Linked DNA regions of Homo sapiens: region 2 is linked to region 1. A link is an interaction called in ENCODE POLR2A ChIA-PET data of the cell type or tissue named here. Cell type or tissue: CD4-positive, alpha-beta T cell. All regions are shown on one strand.

Region 1 (4,000 bases):
TCCTGAGCTGTTGCCCTCCATAGACAGACATGATCATTAGCTTCCTGGTTTTTGCTCATTCTGTTGTCTTCCTTTTAGCTATTCAAATATATTTGTACCTCAAGACCCAACTTAAGGTCCCTATCTGCCATGAAATCCTTCCTTACCACCTTAACCTACTAATCTGTCTTTTTAAACTTATCTAGTACTTATTTTATACAAAACATTTAGCTCTTTTTGTATATATTGAGTGCTGATCACTGTGGTCATATTGTTTCTTGAGTTTGAATATAAGCATCTTGAGCTTTGAAACAGTGTCATCATTGTACAATGGAAAGGGCACATACTTTTGAGCTCAATAAAGCTTGGGTGTAAATACTCTCCCATTTACTTGCTGTGACTGAAGAAATTAATCAACTTTTGAGTCTCAGAATCTTCTCTGGGAAAATGGGATAATAAAACCTAGTTCATTGGGTTGTTGTGAGGATTCAATAATATATGTAAAGCCCTTGGCATATATAAGGGCTCATCAAATATTACTTCCTCTATCACATGCATGCCTCCATATATCTGATTTTGCTTCAGCCAACATCCCAGTGCTGAGCACAAAGGCAGCATTCACTAAATACTTGCTCATTGGAAGAGATATACATATATCTTCCATTAAATGATAGATATATATTTAATGTACTATTTTACATTCACCCAAGAAGTAAACCAATCCTATGTTGAAGTTTTGTATGTTATCTCTGACTTGTTTGTAAGTTTTTGCCTTCACATGCTGACTTTTGTAAAAAAAAAAAGTCGAATTTTGTAGACTTCATATTTTCAAAGCATTTGCACAGCCATTATAGTATTAAAGACACTCTTAGTGGGTAAAAAGATAGATCTTATTCCCAGTCAAGAAATGGAAAAAACTGGCACTGGTGGCTAAGGAATTGTTCTAAATGACAGAACCAGTGTATTTTAATATACAGAAAAATGTCCAAGAGGCTTTATCTAAACTGAGATCTACTGACTCCTTTTCCATTGTTTTTTCCACTATACCAATCTCTTAGGCAAAAAAGACTATATCTGTAAAGTATACGCAGGAAAAACTATTTTAATTAACTAAAATAGTACAAATGAGTCTATTTCTTTTTATTCTGGGTACAGAGTAGGCACTTGATGACTGGATTAAAAACAGCACATGATATATCAATTGCAGTTCCTGGTTTACAGTTTTAAGTAATCGAGAGTGAGTTATTTAAACTGCTCTTTTTGATAAACATATTTTAAAGAGGGCTTTTTCTCCCAATGAAAATGTAAGAACAAGTTTCATTATTTTTAAGACAATTTCAATTTGGGGCCTAGCACATCATGCTTGAGAGCTGGTTTTTTCCTTATGCAAATGGATCCTTTCTCTAAACTGGTGCAAACCACACTTTGCCTGCCAAACTTATGACTCAAAGGCCCTGAAGGGTTTCTGTAGCCTCCCAGCCACAGCCCAGAAACCATAAGCTGTTTCCACGTGAAACATCCAAACACGGTCTCCCAAGCCTAAGTCTGCTACCATCAAGGCTTCTGTATAAAAGGCAAATGAGGAGGCAGCGCCCCCTTCTGCTCCCACCCCCTTCTGCTCCCACCCCCTTCATGTCAGCAGCAGCCAATCGCTTTTCTCTGTCGTGCAGTCGGCTCCTGGGATTGGCCAGGGACGGGACAGGCGCGGAACCACTGCGCGCACAGGCGGAGCGCGGAGACTTGTCCGTCACGTGCGGCCGCCCGGCCTCTCGGCCTTGCCGCGCGCCTGGCGGGGTTGGGGGGGCGGGGACCAAGATCTGCTGCGCCTGCGTTGTGGGCGTTCTCGGGGAGCTGCTGCCGTAGCTGCCGCCGCCGCTACCACCGCGTTCGGGTGTAGAATTTGGAATCCCTGCGCCGCGTTAACAATGAAGCAGAGTTCGAACGTGCCGGCTTTCCTCAGCAAGCTGTGGACGCTTGTGGAGGAAACCCACACTAACGAGTTCATCACCTGGAGCCAGGTACGGTCAGGCCACGGCGGCCTCTGAACCCCCTGAATAACCGCCTCCTCACTCGCTCTCCTGCGGGGTGGTCTCTCGCGGCCTTGCGGCTCGACGCTGTCTGCGAGGCCCGCGGTGCGGGGCCTTGGCGTTCAGCCTCGCGGGGGACCCCCTGTATTGTTCGCTCGGGGAGCCGCGGGGGCCCGGCCGGCAGCGCCGCTCTCCTCAGGCCGCGGTGGGGGAGGGGCGGCCCGCGCGGGGCGTAGCGGCCCAGGCAGCCCCTTAACGGTCCGGTCCGCGTTCGGAACCGGCCCGGCGTCGCGAGGGGAATCGGCGAGCCGAGGGCGCGGGAGCCTCTTTACTGCACACTCATCCTCCGTCCTCCCGCCCGGCTCAGGGGTTACAAATCGCGGAGGGGACAGGGAGCCCAGGGCCAGGATCATCAACGTGGGGCTTTATAGGAGGCGATCTTTACCTCAGCGACCGATCACCCCCAGTTCCCCCAACATTGCTTTGCATCTGGCATCTTTATGTGGAGAGCAGTCAGGGCAATAGACATACGTTCAAACGCAGGTTACTGCTTATCAGTTGGTTTTAAAAATATATAGAAATTAACAAATTATTCTTTTGAGATTCTGTGCTATTTGTATAATGGGATTATTAGGATTGTTTTAATAAAGTACTAATAGGTGGTAACTTAGTAGTTACTAAATTTCGCTGAACAGTTACCAGCAGAGGGGCATATCGATGTGTTGATTATTGGTTTGATCTCAACTCTGCTTCTAAACAAGCATGACCTTAGTCCAGCCCTTTATCTTGTCTGGCCTAAGTTAAATCTTTCATAAGATGGATGGGTTGCCTAGGTGACCCAAGACCTATATCAGTCCCAAATACAAGATTTTAGGCAGAATGATTATTTACATCCACAGTGCATGTGCATTAGAATACACTCCTAGGCTGTTGGAATCATTTTTATGAAGGAAAGTGGTTAACTCTTATTGTAGATGATCACCTATTGAGGCATATTTTCATATGTGTAGTTCTTGAGAAGAATAAGTGAAAACTACCTGCATAGTGCCTGGCACCTGTTAAGTGCTGAGTAAATGTTATCTCCCGTCCTCCTTTCTTTCCTGTTCTCCTATTATAGGAACTCTTAGTTTTATTTACTTTTGTCTTAACAGGGAGTGAGCACCATATTAAGACCCTGAAGTTTTGACTTCTGTAATACCATAGTTTGCCTTGTGTTATTATTTGTTCTTTTTTCCGACTTCCTTCTAGGATTTAATTTTTGTGTGTTCTTTATGAGCAACTGAGTTATCCTTTTAGCCCCACTCCCTGCTTGGAGTTGAGTAGGGGGGCGTGAGTGTTTCTATTAAGCATTTAATGAATTCTGTACAATTGTACAAAGCTAGGTGAAAATAAGAAAGCCAGCCACTAGCATGTACTTAAAATAAACACATGTCTCATGCTTTTCATCAGTTAGAAGGATTAAAAGTTGACAAGAAGGATCAGTACAGACTGTTACTCAGACACGTATTCGTGTTAGAGATTGGACTGAGATTCTCTCCCCACGAAAGCTGACTTTATCATACCTTTTTGTCTTTTATGGGCCAGAAATAGGGGCTATATATATTGGCAGTTGCTTTTAATCAGAGTATCATGTCAGTGGTAGGCCTATTAAATTCTGATTAGCAACAGTGTTTTAATAACATTCTTATTTTCTGAGTACTGTCAAATGTGGAGAGTTTCGTACTGATCCGTAAATGCATCATTCTATGAGTTCTAAGCCAAATAAACAAGCCACTTAACCATTTTTTAATCCCATTATTAACTTTAAGCTTATGTGTTAACCAATTTTCTAATATGCCAGTGGGACAATCAAAATGTAAGCTCAGTGAGATCACTGTGCCAGAGACACACTAGGTGTTTAATAATTGTTTGATGAATAAATGAGATCCCTCGAAAATGTAATGGAGTGGTAGGAATGATGAAGATAAAATTATATTTGAAATGACTCTTAGAGA
Region 2 (4,000 bases), 130 kb after region 1:
CCATTTGCATGGAGTATCTTTTCCTATCTTTTCATTTTCATCTTACATGTGTTCTTAGATGTAAAGTGAGTATCTTTTAGAAAGCAGATAGCTGGGTCCTATGTTTTTTATCCATTCAGTCAATCTCTGTTCTTTGATTGGACAGTGTCTTAGTAAGCTCAGGCTGATAAAACAAAATACCATAGACTGGATGGCTTAAGCAATACAAATTCATTTCTCACAGTTCTGGAGGCTGGGAAGTCAGAGATCAAGGTCCCTGCATGGTTAGGGTCTGATGAAGGCCCTTTTTCTGGCTTGCAGACGGCTGCCATCTTGCTGTATCCTCACATGATAGAGAAAGAAGGAGCTCTAATATTTTCCTCTTCTTATAAGAACGTTAATCTGTGGGCCAAGTGTGGTGGCTCATGCCTATAATCCTAGCACTTTGGGAAGCCAAGGTGGGAGGATCAGTTGAGATCAGGAGTTCAAGATTAGCTTGGGCAACATAGCAAGACCTCGTCTCTACAAAAAATAAAATAACTAGCTGGGCATGGTGGCACATGCTTGTAGTCCTAGCTACTTGGGAGACCAAACTTAGGATTTTGAGGCTGCAGTGAGCCATGGTCATACTGATTGCACTCTAACCTGGGTGACAGAGTAAGACCTTATTTCTTTAAAAAAGAGAAAAGAGAAAAAATGGAAAAAAAGACACAATTCTCATGACCTCATCTAAACCTAATTACCTCAAATGATCACACCGCTAACTACTGTCACATTTGGGACTAGGGCTTCATGTGAATTTTAGGGTAACACAAACATTCTGTGTATAACAGACAGTTGATTCTATTTACATTTAAAGTAATTACTGATGATAAAAGAATTACAATTGCCATTTTGTTAACTGTTGTTTGTATATCTTACAGCTTCTCTGTTTCTCCTTTCTCTCTGCTTTTGTGTTTTGTTGATCTTCTGTAATGATGTGCTTTGATTTACTTCTTATTTCCTTTTGGATATATTACATAGATATTTTCTTTGTGGTTTTCATTGCAATTACGTAAAACATCTTAAGTTATAGCATTTTATTTTAAACAGATAACAAGTACGTTTAACACACACAACAACCCTACTTCTTAACAGTTCCACCTCCCCTACTTTATGTTGTTGAGGTTACAATTTACATTTTCATTTTCATATATTGTATTCTCACTAATATGACTTTATAGCTTTTGAATTTTTGTCATTTAAGTTTTATGCATCAAAATTACAATAATACAAGTCACGATATTTGTCTATAAATTTACCTTTACGAGAGTACCTTATATTTTCACATCGTGTCAAATGGCTGTCTACTATCCTTTTGTTTCAACTTGAAGGGCACCTGTTAGTTAACCTTTCTTGTAGAGCAGGTCGAGTGGTAATGAACTCCCTCACCTTTTGCTTGGTCTGGGAAAATCTTAATTTCTCATTCATTTTTGAAGGATGGGATGTTTTTGCTGGATACAGTATTTATTGATGATAGTTTTGTTTTCCTTTCTACACTTTGAATGAATTATTCTACTTCCTTCTAGCCTGCAAAGTTTCTGCTGAGAAATCCCCTGATAATCTTATGGAAACTCCTTTATATGTGATGAATCTCTTTTTTCCTTTCTGTGTTCAAGATTCTTTGTCTTTGGCTTTAAACAGTTTGATTATAAGATACATCTGTGTTGTTCTCTTGGGATTTACATTGGTTGGAGTTTTTTCAGCTTCTTGAATCCACATGTCCGTTTCTTTCTTCAGATCTGGGCTATTTTCAGCCATTATTTTTTCAAATAAGCTCTCTCCCCCTTCTTTCTCTCCTCTCCTCCTAGTATTCTCATATGTATATATTGGTCCACTTAATAGTGTCCCATAGGCTCTTTTCACTTTTCTTTACTCTTTTTTATGTTTGATTCTCTGATTCAATCATCTCAACTGACTTGTCTTCAAGTTTGCTCATTATTTCATCTTAGTGATAAAGTTTGCTGTTTCATTCTTTAAAATACATTTTTAGTTTAATTGTTGAAATTTTCAGCTCCAGAATTTCTGTGTTTAAAAAAAATAGTTTCCATTGACTTGTCCATATTCTAATTTTGGTCACAGATTGTTTTTGGTTTTGTTTAGTCATTTATCTGTATTCTCTTTTAGCTCATTGAGTATTTTTATGATAGTTATTTTAAATTCATTTTTAGACAGCTCACAGATTTATGTTTCTTTAGGATTAGTTTCTGGAGTTTGTTCCTTTGATTGTGCCATGTTTTTTCTTTGTATGCCTTGTAATTTGTTTGTTTGTTTGCTGGGATTTGGGAATTTGAAAAAACAACCACCCTCTCCCAGTTATGTACTGCCTTCAAGCAGGGAAGACTTTGCCTATGAGCCTAGCTAGAAGTGAAAGAGCTTCAAACCTTTTATGATCTCTGGCTCTCTCTGGTGTTTTTCTGAGGAACTGCAGCCTAACATGCTACTAGCCTCTGTTTTCAGCAGCTTCTAAACTCTCCCAGTCAGGTGAGAAAGAGATCAGTCCCCAAGACAGCTCTCAGATAAACCAGAACATTGGAAACGTGGTCAACTCTCCTGTTTTTGGCAAAAGCCCCAATATGGGAGAGGAGTTCTTTCTAATTGTTCTGCAATATGCCATTTAGTGGGAGACACATGAACAGACACATCAAATGCTGCAAATTTCCTTACTTCTTTCTTTGAAATCCTGTCTTGGTTTTACAATGGCTTACTTAAGTGATGTATCTACTCAATTTGCCTCTGTGGTTCTCACAGGATATTCTGTTATTGTCAACTCAGTGTCTATGAGGGAAGGAGAACTTTTAGCTTTCTAGTCTGCCATCTTGCTGAAATGACCTTAAGAGTGGGTGACTTTAAAATATCATACGTGTATAGGAAAAAGGCTGAACATTGTAAGGGAGCTATACAAAAATTGAATTATTGCCTCTTTAATATCACAAAAGAAAATATGTATGTGAAATTTTTTGAAAACATGGGAATTCTCTGTAAATACAAAATTAGTTTCTGCTGCCCCGTCATGTCCACATGTGCAGATGAACCCTTTAGAGATTGAAAAATATGCTATCACTATTGCTGGATTGTTCTATGACAAGAGAAAAGTTTGGAAGTTCAGGCACACAAAGAGTAACAGAAAGAGGGCATTAACTAGATGATTTCATCATTGTAGTTACCTATAAATCTACTTCATTATACAGGGAAGAAAGCTTCATATATCCTAAACTGATTTATCAAATCCAGACTCAATTTTCCTGTTTTTATCTGAAAACCACTACTTGTGGACACTTGAACTTGTTGGTTCTTTAAATGTTCTTTATCCTTCTGCCTGGGATACAGCATAATTGCTTCAATTTCCTATGCTGCCTTCTCCTGGTTAATTCCTACTCAGCTTTTGAGACCCATCCCAGGTGTCTCCACCTCCTTCCACTCCCCACCTTTCACTTCTGGTAAGGGTTTCCTAACTATGAGCTAGATGCACCTTCTATTTTCCCAGGGATAGCACATTGTTCTCTAATTGTCTATATTCTTATTTCTTTCAAATACTAGACTGTGAATTGCTTAAGGCTGGGAATTTATACCGTTAATCTTTGTGGCTTTAGCACTCAGCATTGTGCTTGGCACAAAGTAGCTTAATAATTGTTGAATGAATGTAGGCAAAAAGACAGATCTGAGTTTAAATCCTGGCTGTTCCACTTGCCAGCTCTATGATGCAATGTTACTTGACTTTTGTGTAGCTCTATGATACAGACTTACCACATTTTCAGTCCTTTAGTTTTCTCATCTCTAAAATTAGCTTGACGCCTCCATAAATGTTTGCTGTGAGGATCAAATGAGAGCTTCAGTGTAGAACATTTATGCAGCCTCATAGATAATAAACAGGCAGTAAATGGTAGCTATAATGTAGCTTGTTATCCTTAAATTGCAGATAACAATTAACTAAGGTGAAATGAGAAAAATAAAGTATCTACATGCTTCCACCTAGTTTAAT

The links. ChIA-PET counts read pairs that join two places held together with the same protein. Peaks named below come from ENCODE experiments on the same cell type or tissue, not always from the same donor. Only the 100,000 strongest peaks of a DNase experiment are listed, where the experiment ranks them.
Region 2: POLR2A ChIA-PET joins it to region 1 with 6 read pairs; 2 of 35 experiments call an interaction of 5 or more read pairs at or near these places.

What each region holds. Positions count from the first base shown.
Region 1 is chr6:122,397,834-122,401,833 of GRCh38, forward strand. It overlaps HSF2 (heat shock transcription factor 2), which reads left to right and starts at 1,819. Exons shown (of 13, transcript NM_004506.4): 1 at 1,819-1,997. The coding sequence starts at 1,905. RefSeq lists silencers at 1,555-1,874, 2,145-2,264 and an enhancer at 2,115-2,614. In CD4-positive, alpha-beta T cell, a CTCF peak has its summit at 1,554 (motif pointing left); a DNase peak (open chromatin) is centred at 1,708; H3K4me3 peaks cover 2,225 bases; H3K27ac peaks cover 965 bases.
Region 2 is chr6:122,528,224-122,532,223 of GRCh38, forward strand. It overlaps a transcript of PKIB not described here. Among named protein-coding and RNA genes, the nearest start is that of SERINC1, 58 kb to the left of the region's middle. In CD4-positive, alpha-beta T cell, CTCF peaks have their summits at 2,395 and 2,599; a DNase peak (open chromatin) is centred at 2,428; H3K27me3 peaks cover 205 bases.